2 separate regions of the Homo sapiens genome follow, and region 1 is linked to region 2. The links are chromatin loops, found by intact Hi-C in ENCODE. Cell type or tissue: chondrocyte. All regions are shown on one strand. Each heading gives the region's core, and the rest is flanking DNA. Links, peaks and the distances in the headings are about the cores only.

Evidence for each region. Hi-C counts contacts between places; a loop is a spot of excess contacts. Peaks named below come from ENCODE experiments on the same cell type or tissue, not always from the same donor. Only the 100,000 strongest peaks of a DNase experiment are listed, where the experiment ranks them.
Region 1: it touches region 2 in a loop (9-fold over the local background); 21 of 110 quality-filtered maps call a loop at or near these places.

Annotation. Positions count from the first base shown.
Region 1 is chr7:141,227,405-141,236,423 of GRCh38, forward strand. All of the region lies in intron 2 of TMEM178B (transmembrane protein 178B), which reads left to right. Among named protein-coding and RNA genes, the nearest start is that of TMEM178B, 160 kb to the left of the region's middle. In chondrocyte, for the core only: CTCF peaks have their summits at 4,292 (motif pointing left) and 4,492; no DNase peak of the experiment used is centred there.
Region 2 is chr7:140,806,423-140,815,441 of GRCh38, forward strand. BRAF (B-Raf proto-oncogene, serine/threonine kinase) reads right to left here. Exons shown (of 18, transcript NM_004333.6): 4 at 2,470-2,573; 5 at 1,538-1,640. Among named protein-coding and RNA genes, the nearest start is that of NDUFB2-AS1, 110 kb to the left of the region's middle. In chondrocyte, for the core only: a CTCF peak has its summit at 4,836 (motif pointing right); no DNase peak of the experiment used is centred there.

The DNA of each region.
Region 1 (9,019 bases), core at 432-8,431, 420 kb after region 2:
CACCACTTACTGACAGATGTGCAGAGGCTGTGCTAAGTGCCTGACATACCTTATTCACTGAAATCTCAAATGTACTATGAGGTGAATATTATTATTATATCTGTTTGACAGAGGAGGAAACTGAGGCTAACAGAGGTTAAATAACTCACAGAAGAGCCGTGTCCTATGAGCCTTATGATGACTTTAGGAGGTCTTAGGAAATGCATCTGTCAGCCAGGCATGATGGATGTGAATGGGCGGAGTCCGGACTGTGAGGAGCCATTGTGACATTCCTGCTCTGAGAGAATGGGTCTGGACTAGACTCTCAGCAGGGGATATGAACTTCGCAAAATAGGGAGGTGAGGTCACCTGCTAAGGTGGTAGTTGCCCTTGCATAAGTGTTTTAGGGGACAGCAGGGATTCTGAGGAGTATGGACAAGGCCTGAAGAAGCTTCTGTGGCTGTTTTCTAACCCACTCTTTAAAGGATCGTAGTGACTGTCTTTATCTCCAGGAAGACATTTATCAGCACTAACTATGGGTGTGGAATATGAGAAAAATCCTAGAAAGCAAGATTTCCTTGAAGTGTAGGGAAGAATTAACTATATTTTCTTATAGCTTACATTTCTCTGTCCATACAAAGAAATAAGGTGTGTGTACACACACACACACACACATGCACACACATATCACATTCAAAAGCAAATTCAACTTAGGCATCTAATAAATGCATGAATCGTGTATCTTTTTGGCTTTCAGGTCTCACATCATTTTTATTGTGTTATTTAATAAGATCACTTTGATTATGATCATTAATCCATAAAAATAGTTTTCATATATATGTTGTATTTAAATAAATTTAAATATACCAAGGTCCTTGCTTTTTTTTCCTTTTCTAATCAAGTCCAAGATATCAGAATTACTCTTCAGAAAAATGTCAACTGAAACACAATTCTCAACTTCACTAATTATTCACGAACTCAGATTTAAGATAGACTTTCTTCTTTCTTTTTTTTTTTAGACTAGATTCTCATCTAGGGGTCATGAAGGGGGAAAAAAATCAATGAGTAGCTATCACTTACTCTCAGAAGAGGGGTTCCTCTGCCTTCCCTGATTGGAGCTGTGAATAATTCAACACCATCCCAGGCTCCCTTTTCCTTTCTTGAGGTTGAGCTTATTAAAATTACATGGCCAAAGGACACTGCTGAGGAGATGGCTGGTGCCCTCCATATCGGCTGTCAGGATCTCCAGTGCAGCCTCATAACAGCTTAAGCCCTTGCTCTGGGAGCACTGAGCTGCCACCAGCTAGGGGTGACCAATGGGTGAATGAAGATAGCAGTGGAGGAGCAGCCAGCTGTCTCCCCGGCTTGTATCATTTTCCTCCATTCGCTCGGCATCCATCCTGGTGGGGTGTGGAAATGGAATGCTGTCTCCATGCTTACTATTGATCAACTTCGTCATCATTGTTGGCCTCATCATTAAGTATTTATAGTTCACTGAGTGAAAGGTAAGTGCTGAACAGACGGGGCACCCCTTTTAGAAGCTTTCCAAGACTATAATTCATCTCCTTCAGTGAGATGGAGTCTCCAGAGACAGAATTTGAACAGTCCATGGATTAGAGTCAGTACTATCTTTTTTTTTTTTTTTTTTTTTTGGTTGTGGGGGTGGAATTTGATTACATGACTAGGGATTTTTTTTGCAAAATGATGTGTGTGTGTGGTGTGTGTGTGTGTGTGTGTGTGTGTGTGTGAAACTTTTTTTTCATGGGTCAGTGTATGAAGTTTCTAGGACCAGGTAGGATTCAATTGGAGGCTGAATATGATGGAACCAAATCAGACTTAAAATTCCATGGACTCAGGTCAAGATTTTTTAAGAGTTGTCAGGGAGACGGAAACCTAACAGTAAATCCAGCTAATCTTGAAAAGAGGGAGGAAATTTGGGTCAGGCATTGTCACCGAATGCTACTCTGGCAGCATGCATTTGCCCATCCTCTGAATCCTGTAAGTCTCTGGTTTCAATCCTTCCCTGTAACCACCTACCCCATCCCCAGTTCCATGGAGCAGGGGAAACATCCTTTTCTTCCTCATTACATTAATGGTTTCCCTTCCTATTATTTTCTCTTGCGTTTTCCATCGGCTTATTTTATTTCTCCTGATCATTAAGATGAAACATAATTATTATAGAAAAAAATCAACAGAATAGTATAAAAGAAAAGCAGAAACAACCACTTGAAATGCTATAATCAATAGGCAAATTACAGGCTGGGCATGATGTTTCATTCCTGTAATCCCAGCACTTTGGGAGGCCGAAGTAGAAGGATCACTTGAGCTCAGGAATTTCAGACCAGCCTGGGCAACATAGTGAGACCCTGTCTCTACGAAAAATTAAAAAAAAAATAGTGGAGAGGATTGTTTGAGCCTAGGTGTTTGAGGCTGCTGTGATCTATAATTCCCCACGGTACACCAGCCTGGGCCACAGAATGAGACCGTTTCAAAACAAACACCAACAACAAAAAGAGACAAACTACTGTTGTGGTGTATATCCTTTGTGTTTTTCTTTGTATTTCTTTTCATGGCATAAATTATACTTTATAATTTTGTATCCCAAATTTTGTTCATAATTCTATGATAAGCATTTTCCCTTGTCATCAAACTCTTCATAAACATAATTTTAATTACTTCATCATATTCTACGATGTAAGTATACATAATTTACTTAACCTTTCTTCTAAAGTTAAATGTTTATGTTGAACTAGTTTTGGGCCATTATAATAATGTTATAATGATAATCCTTGTGCATAAATCTTTGATCATATTTCTGATAATTTGTTTAGGATAAATGCCCAGAATTGGAACTACTGGCTCAAAGATATGAACATTTCTTAGGTTCTTGATATATAATGCCAAATTGCTTTCCAGAAAAACTGAGGCAGTTTATAGCCCTACCAAATTTTACCTACATTGAAAAATCCTTTTCCCCTTAAGATATATGCTGATTTGATTGATAAAAAAAGTTACTCATTTTTGAAATTATAAGAAAGGTTGAATTTAAGAAATGGTTATCAGCCACTTGTACTTCTCCTTTGTAAAGTTCTCTCTTTCTTTTCTTTGTCTCTACTGTCCTGTTACCTTACTTTTGCCATCTCTGAGTAGATCAGTGTCTTCAGTGGGTGTGCCACTTGGCCAAAGACTCCTTACTTCTCTTGTTACCCTCTTCACTTTCCCCCTTATTTAATCTTTTTCCACTCTTTAAAAAATTTATTTTTTAATTTTTGAGACAGAGCCTTGCTCTGTCACTCAGGTTGGAGTGCAGTAGTGCAGTCATGGCTCACTGCAGTCTTGAAGTTCTGAGCTTAAGCAATCCTCCCACCTCAACCTCCCCAGTAGCTAGGACTACAGATGTGCTCTACTGCACCTGGCTAATTTTTATTTTTTATTTTTTGTAGATTACAAGACAGCTCAGAGGTTCTCTCATAGGACAGCAGAGGCTGAACCTTGAAGGCAGGTCACAGGGTCTCTCTGTGTTGCCCAGGCTGGTCTCAAATTCCTGGCCTCAAGTGATCCTCCTCCCTTGGCCTCCCACTTTCCTACTCTTTTAGATTTCTGTTGCAGGGCTAAAGAAATGGACAACCTTTGGATAAGAGCCACCAAGCCCTAAGTGATGTTCAGAAAGGAAAGCCCAGCAGCTACTTAAATGGGTTCAGGAACATTTGGGATTTTTCTCTCTTGAAGTTCTTTTACAGCTTGGGGAACTCCCAAGAGGACTGAGACATTGTCCTGTTTGCCTCTGCATTTCCAGCGCCTAGAACAGAGCTGGTGCATACAGAAGGCAAGCAGCTCAGTGCATATTTATTGAATGAACAAACAAAGCCTTCTCAAAGTTCAGGTTTCTTTGCCATGCTTTGGGGCTCCTGACCTAGAGCTCAAGAGAAGAAAAAAAAAAAACACGACAAGGCTGCCAAGGAAGTTTGAAATTAATCTACATTTTGCAATTTGTACAAAAATGTAATTAGATTCCTTCTCCAGAGGCAATCCATTAATGTAATCAATGATTGCAGTTACTCAGTATGTAACCTGAAAAAAAAATTGCTGATGCCTCAGAAAAATAAACACTTGCTTAGTAAAATAATTCCGCACCCAGTGCCAGCCATTTCCTGTTTTCTTTTTCTATTTGACATGGTATCTCCTCTGCAGCATTCCTATTTAGAGACGGAAGCAAAGCCTGCTCCCTGGGGGCTGGAAGGGCCCTCTCTGCCACTGCATCTGCAAGGTGGAGACTTGCTGCTGCTTGGTGGAAACTGCACAGTGGCATGGCTCCCTCCACTGGCAGTTCTCCCACGGTCAACTAGCTGGGCTTCAGATAACTGACCACATGATCTAGCCTAGGCAGCATTGCTTTTTCTTTCTTTCCTTTTTCCCATCAACTTTTATTTTAAGTTCCGGGGCACATGTGCACGATGTGCAGGTTTGTTACATAGGTAAACATGTGCCGTGGTGGTTTGCCAAACCGATCAACCCCTCACCTAGGTATTAAGCCCAACATCTATTAGCTATTCTTCCTGATGCTGTCCCTCCCCTTGCCACCCCCAACCCTACAGGCCCTGGTGTGTGATGTTCCCCACCCATGTTTCCATGTGTTCTCATCGTTCAGCTCCCACTTATAAGTGAGAACATGCGGTGTTTGGTTTTCTGTTCTTGCAATAGTTTGCTGAGGATAATGGCTTCCAGCTCCATCCATGTCCCTGCAAAGGACATGCTCTCTTTCCATTTTATGGCTGCATAGTATTCCATGGTGTACATGTACCACATTTTCTTTATCCAGTCTATTATTGATGGGCATTTGAGTTGACTCTATGTCTTTGCTATTGTGAATAGTGCTGCAATGAACATATGCATGCATGTATCCTTATAATAGAAGATTTATATTCTTTTGGGTATATATTTAGTAATGTGATTGTTGGGTCAAGTGGTATTTCTGGTTCTAGGTCTTTGAGGAGTCGTCACACTGTCTTTCACAATGGTTGAACTAATTTACATTCCCACCGACAGTGTTAAAGCATTCCTTTTTCTCTGCAACCTTGCCAGCATCTGTTGTTACTTGACTATCTAATAATTACCATTCTGACGGGTGTGAGATGGTATCTCATTGTGGTTTTGATTTGCATTTCTCAAATGATCAGTGATGTTGCAAACTAAATCCAGCAGCACACAAGCACAGCATTGCTTTTTCTATACATTTTAATTCTTAGTTGAAATAGAAGTAAAAATATGAATTAAATGCCAATAAACCCATGTAACCTTAGAGGCTCAGCTTCCTTACTTCCTCTTTCTGTAGCTTTCTTCTCCTGCCAGAAAGCTTTCCCTGGCTCCATGGTGTTCATGGATCTCCAGCCACCCTACTTTTACCAGCAGGCAGGGCTGTGTCCCATTAGGAGCCCTGAGCCCCCTGCTACAAAGCCCTTGGGGATCCAGCAGTCATGCCCCAAACTCAGGAAGCAGGAGATTAGTAATGGAGGCACCACAGCCTGATTGAGAGAAGCTTGAGGAGATGATCTGAGTACAGCTGTGAGCTGCCCTCCCTAAAAGCCAGAGGGGAGTGGATGATGCCACTCCCTTAGGTGGAAAGTTCTCTTGTAACTTGGAACAGATGGAGTGAGAGTGCATTGATTCGAATGTGGTCATCCTGGAGAAGTGTGTTAGTTCTGCGATTGAAACCTCAATCTTCCCTGCTCCTCTCTCCAAGGCAGATTGGGAGTCTCTCCTGTGAACACTGCTGTCAGCACACTATTTAAGTTACAATTATTCACTGCTGTGCTTGTCTATGCTAGGGCAAGGGACATACATTTTTATCTTTTAATCCCAATGTCTGGTATGATATCTATCTGGCACATAGTAGGCATGAAAGACATTTCTTTAATCAAACAAAGAATGTGAGAGTGGTTGTTAGGTGCAGGATTAGCTCAAAGCCTAATGGGGGTGACCCAGGAAATTGCTGAAGGTCGAATTTCTATTGCTCTCAGCTGCGTGAGCACTGTTCTGAGAATAAATTTTCTCCATTTTTCCATATTAACCTTGGAAACCTTTCTCCAAGTGATAGTCCACCGTAAGCTCTTCTTCTATTTTGGGCTACTCCTTCTCAGGGTTCCTATGCATTTCGGCACAGGCACCTGTTAAGAGCTAGACTGGGGGTGTTGTAACTTCCATGTCCCACTGGGGTATGTGTTTTGTGAGGGAAGAGTCTTAGGTCCCTTGTAGCACAGATACCTTCAGGGAGCTGGGTGTTTATATAGAGCCCTGAGCACTTTGACATGGACTTTTGCTGGTCAAAAGAAGGTTGAGAGCCCTATTCATTCCCATGAGTTCCCTATCAAAATGTACTTCTCCCTTTTGCAAAACTGGCAATGCCAAGTTCGACCTCTTTGACTTCATTGTGCATCTGTCCCTATCACATGAAATATTTCCCAGGGCAGAATTGTCAAACAGTGATCCCAGGACCACCAGCATCAGAATTACCTGAGTGGGCTTGCAAAAATGCAGATCCTTATCCTGCCATTTCAGACTACTGATTTAAAGATTATTCCTTTGTGCTAGCCAAAGTTGGATAACTTCTGTCTTCAGGCATGGGGAGTTGGTCCCCCTAGGTGCAGTAGTCCTCTCTGATGCTTCTAAAAAGATGTATGGTCCAGATTGCACTGGGAGAAGGTGACTACTCTCTTTTGCCTGCCTCTTGCTAGTCTACAGTTATATGTAAAGTCTGTGACAGGCATTTGTGGGGATAAAATATCAAGATACTGCCTCTGTTCTCTGTTGTGTAAAACTTAAAGTGTCTATATTCATAAACAAATCACTTCAATAAAGGGCACATTGGGGCAAATCAAATGCCATGAAACATGGGGAGGAGAGATCATTTTGCTGAGGTTAGGATGATCTGGTGAGAGTTTTATGGGATTTCAAATTAGGCCTTGAACAATGGCTGGGACTTCCCAGACAAGAGGGAAACAAAGACTTTCTAGATTGATGTAGCAGCTTGATCAAGTCATGGAAATGAGGAGGCCAGAGGGATGTCTGAGCAGCAGAGAGGAGTTCTGTGTGGCTAGGAGGGAGAATGCAGGAGGCTGTACCATGAGAGGAGAGATGGATGCTGCTTAAAACTCAGGCACACCAGGGCTGTCTTCTGTGTCCAGGGTGGTGAGTCAGCTTTTCCAGCAGGATTAGATGTGATCATTCCCCCTCGTGCAGAACCTGGTCCGAGAATTTCCATGCCCATCACATTTCCTCATTCTGGGTTAATCAAACCCTAATTCCCCTTGCATCTTCTTGTACCCCATGCCCTCAAAATTGTTCTGTGCCATCTGCACTCTCGTCTATGTGGCAGAGCCAAGCCTTGATGAGAGAGCAGAGGACAGGCCAAGAAGAGAAACAGTTGGGTCAGTTCTGTGCCGTCTATGCAGACGTGGGAGGTGAATAATCTGAAACAGTGGGTGATACAAAAGGCATTTATATTTGGCTTTGGAACGCACGACATGATTGCTGGCAGCGGGGGTAGCAGATTTATCTTCCTAATTAGGCAAATATTCAAATGAGTTGGCACTCTCTGAACAAGCCACCAAATCCTAAGGCCATGTAAAAAGAAATCCTAGGATCAATTTTCATTTCAATATGAGTATTATTTATGTTAGTACTAGTTGGAATGTTCTAGAGTATTAGCATTCAAAGCTTCCCATCACATTGGCCTCTATGGCGAATGGGCTTCCGTCGACACATCTTCATTTGTGACTGATTTTCCGTGAAGCTGGGAATGACCTTTACCAAATTTCAGAATCATTAAATGAAGCCTTCTGATTTATTGTGGTAAGGAATATGTTCTTATATTAATAATAGTTTAATGGTTGGTGTAGAAGACTTGCTTGAAGAATCATTTCTGTGCCTGTGTTGCAGTGTACACAGCAGGCTAGAAACAGCCAATCACAATTCTAATTCCTTTTTGAACTTTAGCTTCCAGTAAAGTACAGTCAGATGTAAATTACTGCATATACTCTAAGCCCATGTGTAGACAGAACAGAATTTATAACCGTCAATAAAAACATTCATTTTAAGTTATTAATCTAATCATGGAATTTTATAGCTAGAAGTGACATTTGAGGTCATCTAATCTAACTTTATCATTTTAGTGATGAGGCCCAGAGAAATTTAAGGAACTTGAGGATGAAGTACTAAAGGTATTATGGGCTTTTATCCATGGGCTAGTCAAGGATAAAAAAGTGCATTTGTTGCTAAAACCAAACCAAACCTCAAAATCCTCTGTGGATAATTCCAAACAGTTGATTGTCTATGCATATGTTAGTCCCCATACTTCATGGGGTACATGATGGAGAGGATACTCCTAATCATAGGGCTCATTATTGACCGAGCCCTAAGAAATTGCCAGGGCCTCGGATACAGTGAATAAGATAGGTGTGGCCCTTGCCCTTTGAATCTTACAATCTCCCCTAGACACGCAGTGCTTTCCTGCTGGCTTTCAGGCCTGTCTTGGCCGTCCCAGCTCAGCCTTCCCAGTCCTGGATGTGGGATAATCTTTAAGCCTGTCCACTGTTTAGTTTTCTGATGAGAGCAAACAGAGGAGTGTAACAGGGATTTTCTTCTCTCTGCTGGATCACCAGCAAGAGATGGGGACAAGAGAACCAGACCAGAGCTCCCTAATTCCAGCTTCCAAATGTTCTCTGAGATGCAAACCTAGTCCACACCCCAGCCCCTTACCCCCACAGGTCCCTGTGAATATCTGGAGGTAGAGGGTAGAGGGAGCTCCAGTCTCAGAGAGGGTTTGTATTGAGTGGGAGAGGAAGAGGAAAGTTTCCCCAATATCACTGACTAAGCTGCTCCCAAATTTGAGAAGTTACAGAGATTCGGCGCAGAGAAGCACAGAAAGGGAAAGAAGGGAAAGAGAGGAGAAAGCAGGTGCTTGTGTGCAAGTGGGGTGGGGTTACCAGGACCCCTGGGAAGAATTCCCAACAATCCTGAACATTACTTCTTTCTCCCCTGGCTG
Region 2 (9,019 bases), core at 509-8,508:
GTTCTCAATAAAAATTTACTGGCAGGTATCCAACTGAGTGGTGACAATTTCCATACTCTGGAATCAATCTGCAGTTTGCTTTCACAATCCTTCTGTGGCAAGGACCTTCCTGAGGCATCATTTTAATACTATTTTCTCACACTTAGCAACTTAGGTCTTTCTTTTATCTCCTCATATTCAATTTCTAGCTAAGAAGAATTATTAAGAAACAGAGTAGTAATCACTATGAAATGTATGCTCAACTGTATTTGTATTCTTAAGAACTTAAATAAAAATGTTAAGATTTATCCACTTAAAATTCAACATGTTAAAAAATTATTTGCTGCACAGTAAAATTTGATTGACATTAGGTGTATCTTACACTTCTCCCAAAAAATGCCTTACAGAAACACAAACATGATTTCATTATTCACTACTAATGGAGGCTTGAAAGCATAAACCCCAAAGGAAATAATCTAATCAATCATCTGCTTTAAGAGCCCAGCTGGATTAATCACCAAGACACATGGGAAAACACTTGACGCCTAAAGGGTAGCAGTAATTATCCACCTAGAAAAAACTCTGGCCAAAATTCCATACATAGAGAAAAGTAAGAAATGTATTCCTGATTCAGAGACAACTTTTGGCTTCTGCCTGCCATTTTAGGGGATAAGTTCTCAAGTTCTATGTAGATCCTCATCTCTAAGGTGGAAAGGTCCCACATTCCGGGCCTTATGCTGGTGACCCTTAGGCTTATGCTAGGTTCTAGCAAATGCAAAAACCAGACAAAGAAAAAAGCCTCATGGAGAGTTTAATATCCAGCCATTCTATTTCCATTAACCTATCCTTCAGAAACACAAGGGTGTGTACAAGTGTGTCAAGATATATGCAGAAAGACCTTGTTTAGCCCTGTATGTAACAGATTTTTTATAATACAAAAACTTAAATGTCTATCAATAGAGAAATGGTTAAATATAATGAATTCCTATTCTTACGAATTATTACATAGTCATACTAAAATAAAGCCAGGTATACTGACATGAAAAGATGTCCGTGACATCCTGTTGAATTAAAAAAAAATAAGGCAAAGAATATCACATAGCATGGCTCTACTTTGATTTAAGAAAGGGAAAAGAAAAGAAAGTAATGAAGGAAAGAGAGAAAAAAAGAAAGGAAAAAACTTTAGGCTTACAGGTACAAGCACACGTTTGTGTACACAGAAAAAAGTTTGGAAGACAGAACAATAATCTGTTAATCTAAACAAATGTTGGCCTCTAGGAGGGTATTTTCACTTTTTTTACTTGACATACTTCTGCACTATTCAAAATTATCTTTTAACAATGCATACATTTTACTTTTTTAAATTAAAAAGAAAGTATAAAGATTAAAATTAAACTCTTGTTTAAATACAAGTTTTTAAAGAAAACAACTGATTTCAACTCAGGTAAAATGTCAGTTCCAAAATTACTCATCCATATTTCACATTCCCTAAATAAAAATTCATTCATTAAAATCTAAACATTTTTGACATTTCAAAAAAAAATGTAAAGATACATACAAAGTTGTGTGTTGTAAGTGGAACATTCTCCAACACTTCCACATGCAATTCTTCTCCAGTAAGCCAGGAAATATCAGTGTCCCAACCAATTGGTTTCTTCTCTCTGAAAAATGTAGACACAAGCCTTTCTTGGTTATTACACCTAAAAATATTCATATACCTCATGCTGAAGATATGAAAATTGGTTATCGAGGGGCTAGTAACAGTGAGGGAGGTTTGGCTCCCTAATATTCCATCGTTAGAAATTTAAATGGCAATAAATTAATTTTAAGTTTACCCCAAATAAATGTATCACTCTTGGACAAACAGCAGGGTAAAGAGATGTACTCTTTTCTTCAAGTCAGCTCCAGAAAAGACCTACAACAGCAGAAAATGGATTGTTCCTGGGGTCCAAAAAAAAAAAAAAAAAAAAAAAAAATCACAGGTACGGACTTATCTATCCATTCAAGGAAAAAGAGTACTCAAGGGACAGGGACAACATGCCCCCAAAATAATTTTTTTTTTTTTAAAGAGGATTCAAAATGTGAGGGTCTTGGAACAATGTTAGACACTTTCTGAAAGAAAAGTAGGTCAATATAAAATGTTAATTTTGATATACCTTTTGTGAAACTATGAGTTTGTATTAAAAATGGGAGGGGGGTAAGAGTCTATTATCCAAATAAATCACACTCTGAATGGTTCAAAAATTGTAAGAATCTCAAATTCCAAATAAAATCATTTGATCAAAGTAACAAACCCTACAGTCATATACAATTATTTAACTCCTCATATGGCCTACAGTATTTCTTCAGGCTAACTTAGTATTATTTTAATACTTTTTCCTAAAGTACACTTTCAATTCCCTAGGTTTTGGTAAAGATCCTAAGAAAACTTCAAAGTTTAATGTGTGATTTTCTTTTTAAACAAAATTTCACGTCACATACAAACCATACCCATCCTGAATTCTGTAAACAGCACAGCACTCTGGGATTAGACCTCTCATCATCAGTGCTTTCTTTAGACTGTCTCGGACTGTAACTCCACACCTTGCAGGTACCTATGGTATCATAAATATATTGATAAGAGGTAAAGGGAGCAAATTACATTTTTTCATATCATTAAAAAAATTTAGTAATTCATCTTTAAAAAGTCAAATGGGTTACTAGGTCAGATACAACACCATTTCTACAGCTAACTTAATACTAAAGGGAAATTATAACCCAAATATTTGTTATTATTCACCAACTTAAATCAAAGCAAAGTTAATTTTCTATTTTATTAAAATTATGAAATACTTTAAACATATAAAAAGAAGAAGTAACAGTATCTGCTACAATATACCCACCAACGCAGTATATCCATCACTGAGCAATAATAGATGTCAATATTAAAAGCAAAATCAATTTTGATCCAATACTGTTCAAAGCTGAAAACTGTATAACCCTTCAATCACACTGACTGTCCTTAAGAGACCTCTTACTGGCCCTAAACATAGCGGGAAGAAAAAAACCTGTCTTAACATGTATACTTGATATTTGTTGTTTGGTGCCCCTGTTTCCTCTGGGAATATTCCCTTCTCTAGAAATCCACATGGTACTAGAAAAGCTATCAAGGGTCACTACTTTTATGTCACTACAGATGACAGAAGCTGGCTAATCAGTTTCCCATACCCCCGGCAAGAGCAACTGGTCCAGGGCTATATATATGACCCAAACAGTACCTGAGTTCTTCCCTAAATTGACACATGGACACTGACAGAGAAAAGTCCTTGTTTCTACTGTAGTTCTGTAGATTTGCAGAAGATACAAATCTGGAGCCCTCAATGGCCATATTCTCCACCACACTGAGAAAATCTGTTATAGAATGAAGCTAACATACGAAGCAGCAAAGATGACATGGGAAGAGAGAGACAGAGAAGGAGGGAAAGGGAAAGGGAAAAAAAAAGTAATCTCTCTGTATATTTAAAGTTATCTATCTTTAGCCTTTTCCTTGCCTCATCCCCCACAGGCAAATCTGAGTTACTTGGAACTGAAGGTGTAGACTACAGTGAGGCAGTGTGAATACAGAGGACACAGTTTTTATTGGGAGGTGTAAGAAGAAGGGGAAATGTTAGTTTGTAACAATAAGTTCCATTCATTTAAATTGAGGTGCTTAGCAAACCAAAAGTTTCCAAAGAAATTGGGAATATTTATGCTAGAGGGGAAAAAAAGGGGGTAAAGGTAAATATAAGACAGCTGAATTCAAATAATATATTGAAGGGGGAAAGAGTCCAGAAAGCCTAATTAGGATCTATGACCAGAAATAACAGGACGCAGAGGGTAGTGCAATATAACCATTAAAACTATCCAGGTTGGGTGCAGTGGCTAACACCTGTAATCCCAACACTTTGGGAGGCCAAGGTGGGTGGATCATTTGAGGTCAGGAGTTCGAGACCAGCTTAGCCAACATGGTGAAACCCCATCTCTACTAAAAAACACAAAAAGTAGCCGGGCAGAGCGGCGGGCGCCTATAATCCCAGCTACTCAGGTGGCTGAGGCACGATAATCACTTGAACCCAGAAGGCAGAGGTTGCGGCAAGCCAAAATCGTACCACTGCATTCCAGCCTGGGTGACAGAGCGAGATACTGTCACAAACAAACAAAGAAAAACCCTGAACTTTTACCTACCCAGCAAGGTAAAAGTTTGTCATGAGAGACTGGGCTCATCACTGGAAGTATTAAAGAGACTGGATGGTACAGTTGATCCTCATTACTTGTGGAGTCCATACTTGAAATCTCTCTACTTGCTAAAATTTATTTGTAACTCTAAAGTCAATACTCTTAGTGCTTTCATAGACATGCGCAGAGCAATGAGATATTTGAGTCGCCTAATGCATGCACCTCTCCAACTGAGGTTGAACAGTGAAGCTTTCTCTTGCCTTCTTGTTTCAATTTTCATACTATAAACAAGTATCCTGGGCAGAGCCTATTTGGTGCCACTTTTTTCTCACTTTTGTGCTTCTTGTTGATGATTCTTCTGTTTAAAATAATCCCTAAGCATAGTGCTCACGTGCTGTTTAGGGCTGGTAAGCATAAGAAGGCTATAATGTCCCTGGCAGAGTAAGTACATGTGTTAGGCCAGCTTCCTTCAGGCATGAGTTATAGTAATGTCAGCCGTGAGTTCAATGTTAATGAATCAACAATATGTCTTTAAACAGAAACACACACAAAACAAGGTTACGTATCGACTGACTGATGAAAATGTGACTAGAGGCTGGTAGGAACCTAACTGTATTTTAAATGTGAAGGATCTGGGGTCTGATCAAGGAAAAAGATATGACCACGAGGTGGCAGTAGCATGCATAGCTTTATTGGGTGACATTGACAGATCTGCAGGCAGAGGATGTCCTTAAAGCATACTGTCCAGAGGCTAAGGCAGAGTGGCCACTACCCAAACAGGACTGGCCAGAAGCTGAGGTGGAGTGGCTATCACCCAGAAGAGGAGGGCTAGGGGACTCTCAGGGGAGAGGGGAGTAGGAGAGGGAGCTTATATGTCTAGCTGACAATGTTAGACAACCCAGCAGGGAGTCTATGTATCAAAGAGCTCCAAAGGGCAACAGCAGCTTGGAATCTTTATAGCCTTGGGATTTGATCTTATTTATACCTAATAGATGTTGAGTACAAAGCAGTTTTGTGGGGACTGCAAAGTAGGCAGGCTCTCAGTGGCTAAAAATCTGCTTATCAGGATTATATTTAAAACAATTAGATGTACAAAAAATTTAGTTTGGTGCAAGCACACTTTTAAGCCAATAGGTCTCAACCTGTTGTAATGGAAGAAACAACCTAGAGGCCAATATACAGAGGGGTTTTTTGGCTCATTTAAATAATAATAATCCTTGTACTTCCCCTAGGAGCAAGGTTCAGTGTTCACTAATTGTTTGTAGTGAATTTATAGACCATAACTACTACGAACAATGAGAACTGGTTGTAACCTTTCAGAAATAATAAACTTAAGTGAAAGCTCACTTTTCCCTGTGCCATTCGTCTTCCGCCTATACTAATGCCAAAATTTCCTGACTGGTGACCGATCTTTAGTTTTAAACCACATCCAATGTATCCTATCCTATGTTACCATAGAAATCTTTCTAAAGAAGGCATTCTTTTTTTCTTTTTTATCTTTGTTTTTAATTTTTTACTTTTAAGAAGGTATTCTTAACTTTTGGGCATGCATGTGCATGCACACCTGTGTGTGTGTGTGTGTGTGTGTGTGTGTGTGTGAGGGTGGGAGGGGGAGAGAGAGAAAGACTTCTGAGAATCTAATGAAAGCCTCAAATGTGCTCTCTGAAACAAAATTTCATAGGGTTTGTGGAATCTGAAGCCCACGCTGAGTTCACTGAACTCAGCATTTAACCCATTCTAATATATAATCTTAAATTTCACTAGTTTGCTTAAAATTTTCCCATTATTTGTAAGATAAAATTCCAATTCCATAATGTGTCATAAAAGGCCACCAATGACTTGGAGCTATCTATCCTTCAGCCTCTTTGGTAATTTCCCTTAGGCACTCCAGTAATGCACTTCAAATATGGCTATGCTCCCTCATGCTTCTCTACATATGCTGATCCTAAGTTGCATATATATTTCATCAACAGGCAAAAATTTGGTTTTCTGCTCTATTACCAAGGCAAGCCATCTATCAGTCCTTCTTAATTCCACTTTTGTAGGCTGAATTTTTATACTATTTGTTCTTTCATGATAGTACCTGTACAACAGATGAAGAAATCAATGGAACAAAACAGAAAGACCAAAATAGACCCTAACACATAAAGAAAGTGCGAATAAGATAAAGGCAACATCTGAAATGGGGTAAAGATGAACTTTTAAATAACTGATGCTGGGACAACTGGAACTAATCTAGAAAAAAAGGTTCATCCATACTTCATATTGTATACCAGAATAAACTACAAATGGATCAAATATTTAAATGCTGGAAGGAAGAAAGGGAAGGAGAGTGAAACAAACCATAAAAGAACTAGAAGAAAGCATGGCACCTTCAAATCTTCAAATGAAAAAGGCTTTTATAACTCTGATGCAAAATCTACAAGTCATAAAGGAAAAAAATATTATATTCACCTACATAAAGCTAAAAAAAAACTTTTGGATGGCAAAACAAACACATTAAAAGTGAAGTAAAAAGACAGTACAAATGGTGAAAAATATATTTGCAACTCATTTAGCAGATGTGTTAGCTTCCTGATACACAAAGAGCTCCTGAAAAATTGAGATGAAGACCAATAACCCAAGAGAAAAAGGGAAAAATATATGAGAGACAGGTCCCAGAAACAGAAGTAGAAATGGCCTTCACACATATGAAAACATGTTCAGTCTCACTCAGAGGAAAGCAAACCCAAACTAGTGAAGTTATTTTTCATTTATCAGATTGGCAAAAATCCAAAAAAAAATTGATAACATATTCTACTGGTATGAAGCTATAAACAGACATCTCATAATTAAGCAAGATCCATGAAGCGAAATTTGTATCTATCAAAGTCACAAATGCAAATTTCTCTTTGACCTAGTCAAGCATACTTCTGGGAATCTATCTCACAGATATGCCTGCAATACATAAGAATAATGTATGTGCAACATTATTCACTACAGTACTGACTGTATATCAAAAGTCTAGAAAGAACCTGAATGACCATACACACATCACTGGTTAAATACACTATAGTACATCTATACAATGGAACTGTAGTTGTATATATATAAAAAATTATGTATGAAACAAAATTTCCAGAATGGCCTACATAAACGTTAAAAACAAAATACAGAATGATATATACAGTATTATGTATCTTATGTATGAAGAGTGGGGAAATAAATGTATTTGTACTTATGTCTATATTTTAAAAACCATGAAAATCCATACATGCGTGTACACACATGCACATGCATGCGGACGCATACATACACACACACACACACACACACACACCCTCCTTAAAAAAGAGTTACCTAAAAGGTGCAGAGAAAATTGGATGTATATTTAGGCCAGGGTGAAAACAAGATTTCTTTATGCAAATACCATATGAAAGTATAACCTGTGTAAAGGGAGGGAGGTTGTCTCCTACTTTAAGGCTAGGAAAACTAAAAAGAGGTATTTTTGTAATAAACTAGGTTTATGCCTTTCCTCCAAATTCCAAAATTAAATATCTTTGATTAGCTTGTCAGAGCAATAATTTTTCTCTTAAAAAAATAAAAAAGCATCCTATCTTAAAAAGGAGCCAGAGTCAATGGAACCATGTGAATATTTGCCAAGGAAACTTTAGACCAAAACAAAATGTATGAGTCCAAACTTTCACACGTCAATTTTTAAAGTGAACTGAAATTATCTTTTGTTAATGAGCTCACAATGATTCATATACTACTCTACTTTTATGTATGTTTAAAATTTTCCATAGTTGGCCAGACATGGTGGCTCATGCCTGTAATCCCAGCATTTTGGGAGGCCAAGGCAGGCAGATCACCTGAGGTCTGGAGTTCAAGACCAGCCTGGCCAACATGGTGAAACCCCATCTCTATTAAAAACACAAAAATTAGCCAGGCATGGTGGCAGGCTCCTGTCATCCTGGCTACTAGGGAGGCTGAGGCAGGAGAATCACTTGAACTTAGGAGGCGGAGGTTGTAGTGAGCCAAGACTGTGCCACTGCACTCCAGCCTGGGTGACAGAGTGAGACTCCATCTCAAAAAATATATATATATAAAATTCATATAATTTATACTTTATATATAATGTATATAATTTATATATAACATAATTTATATACAATATATAACATATATATTATATATAACATATATATTATATATAACATATATATATTATATATAACATATATAATTTATATATATTATATATATAAAAGTTTCCATAGTAAAAAGTTTTTTAAAAAAACAGTTGTTCTAAAATTTAGGTGGTCATCAAAATTGTTATATGTTTAATTCTTTGAGATAGTACATTAATTTGGTAGTTTGTTTTACAGTGCAGACGATTATATGCCTTAAGTAAGCTTCATGATACAGTAACATCTTAAATAAACTGGCACAGAATATACATGCCAATATACAGATTTTGAATACAAATTTAAATTACATAGCTTTCTGATTTTATAATTTAACTTAATGCCAAGTTCTTTTTTGGGACTATTACATCAATTACATTTTTTTTTTTTTTTTGAGACAGAGTCTCGCTCTGTCGCCCAGGCTGCAGTGCAGTGGCGTGATCTCAGCTCACTGCAAGCTCCACCTCCCGGGCTCACGCCATTCTCCTGCCTCAGCCTCCTGAGTAGCTGGGACTACAGGTGTCTGCCACCACGCCTGGCTAATTTTGTTTTTTTTTGTATTTTTAGTAGAGACGGGGTTTCTCCTTGTTAGCCAAGATGGTCTCGATCTCCTGACCTCATGATTCGCCCGCCTCAGCCTCCCAAAGTGCTAGGATTACAGGTGTGAGCCATTTTTTTTT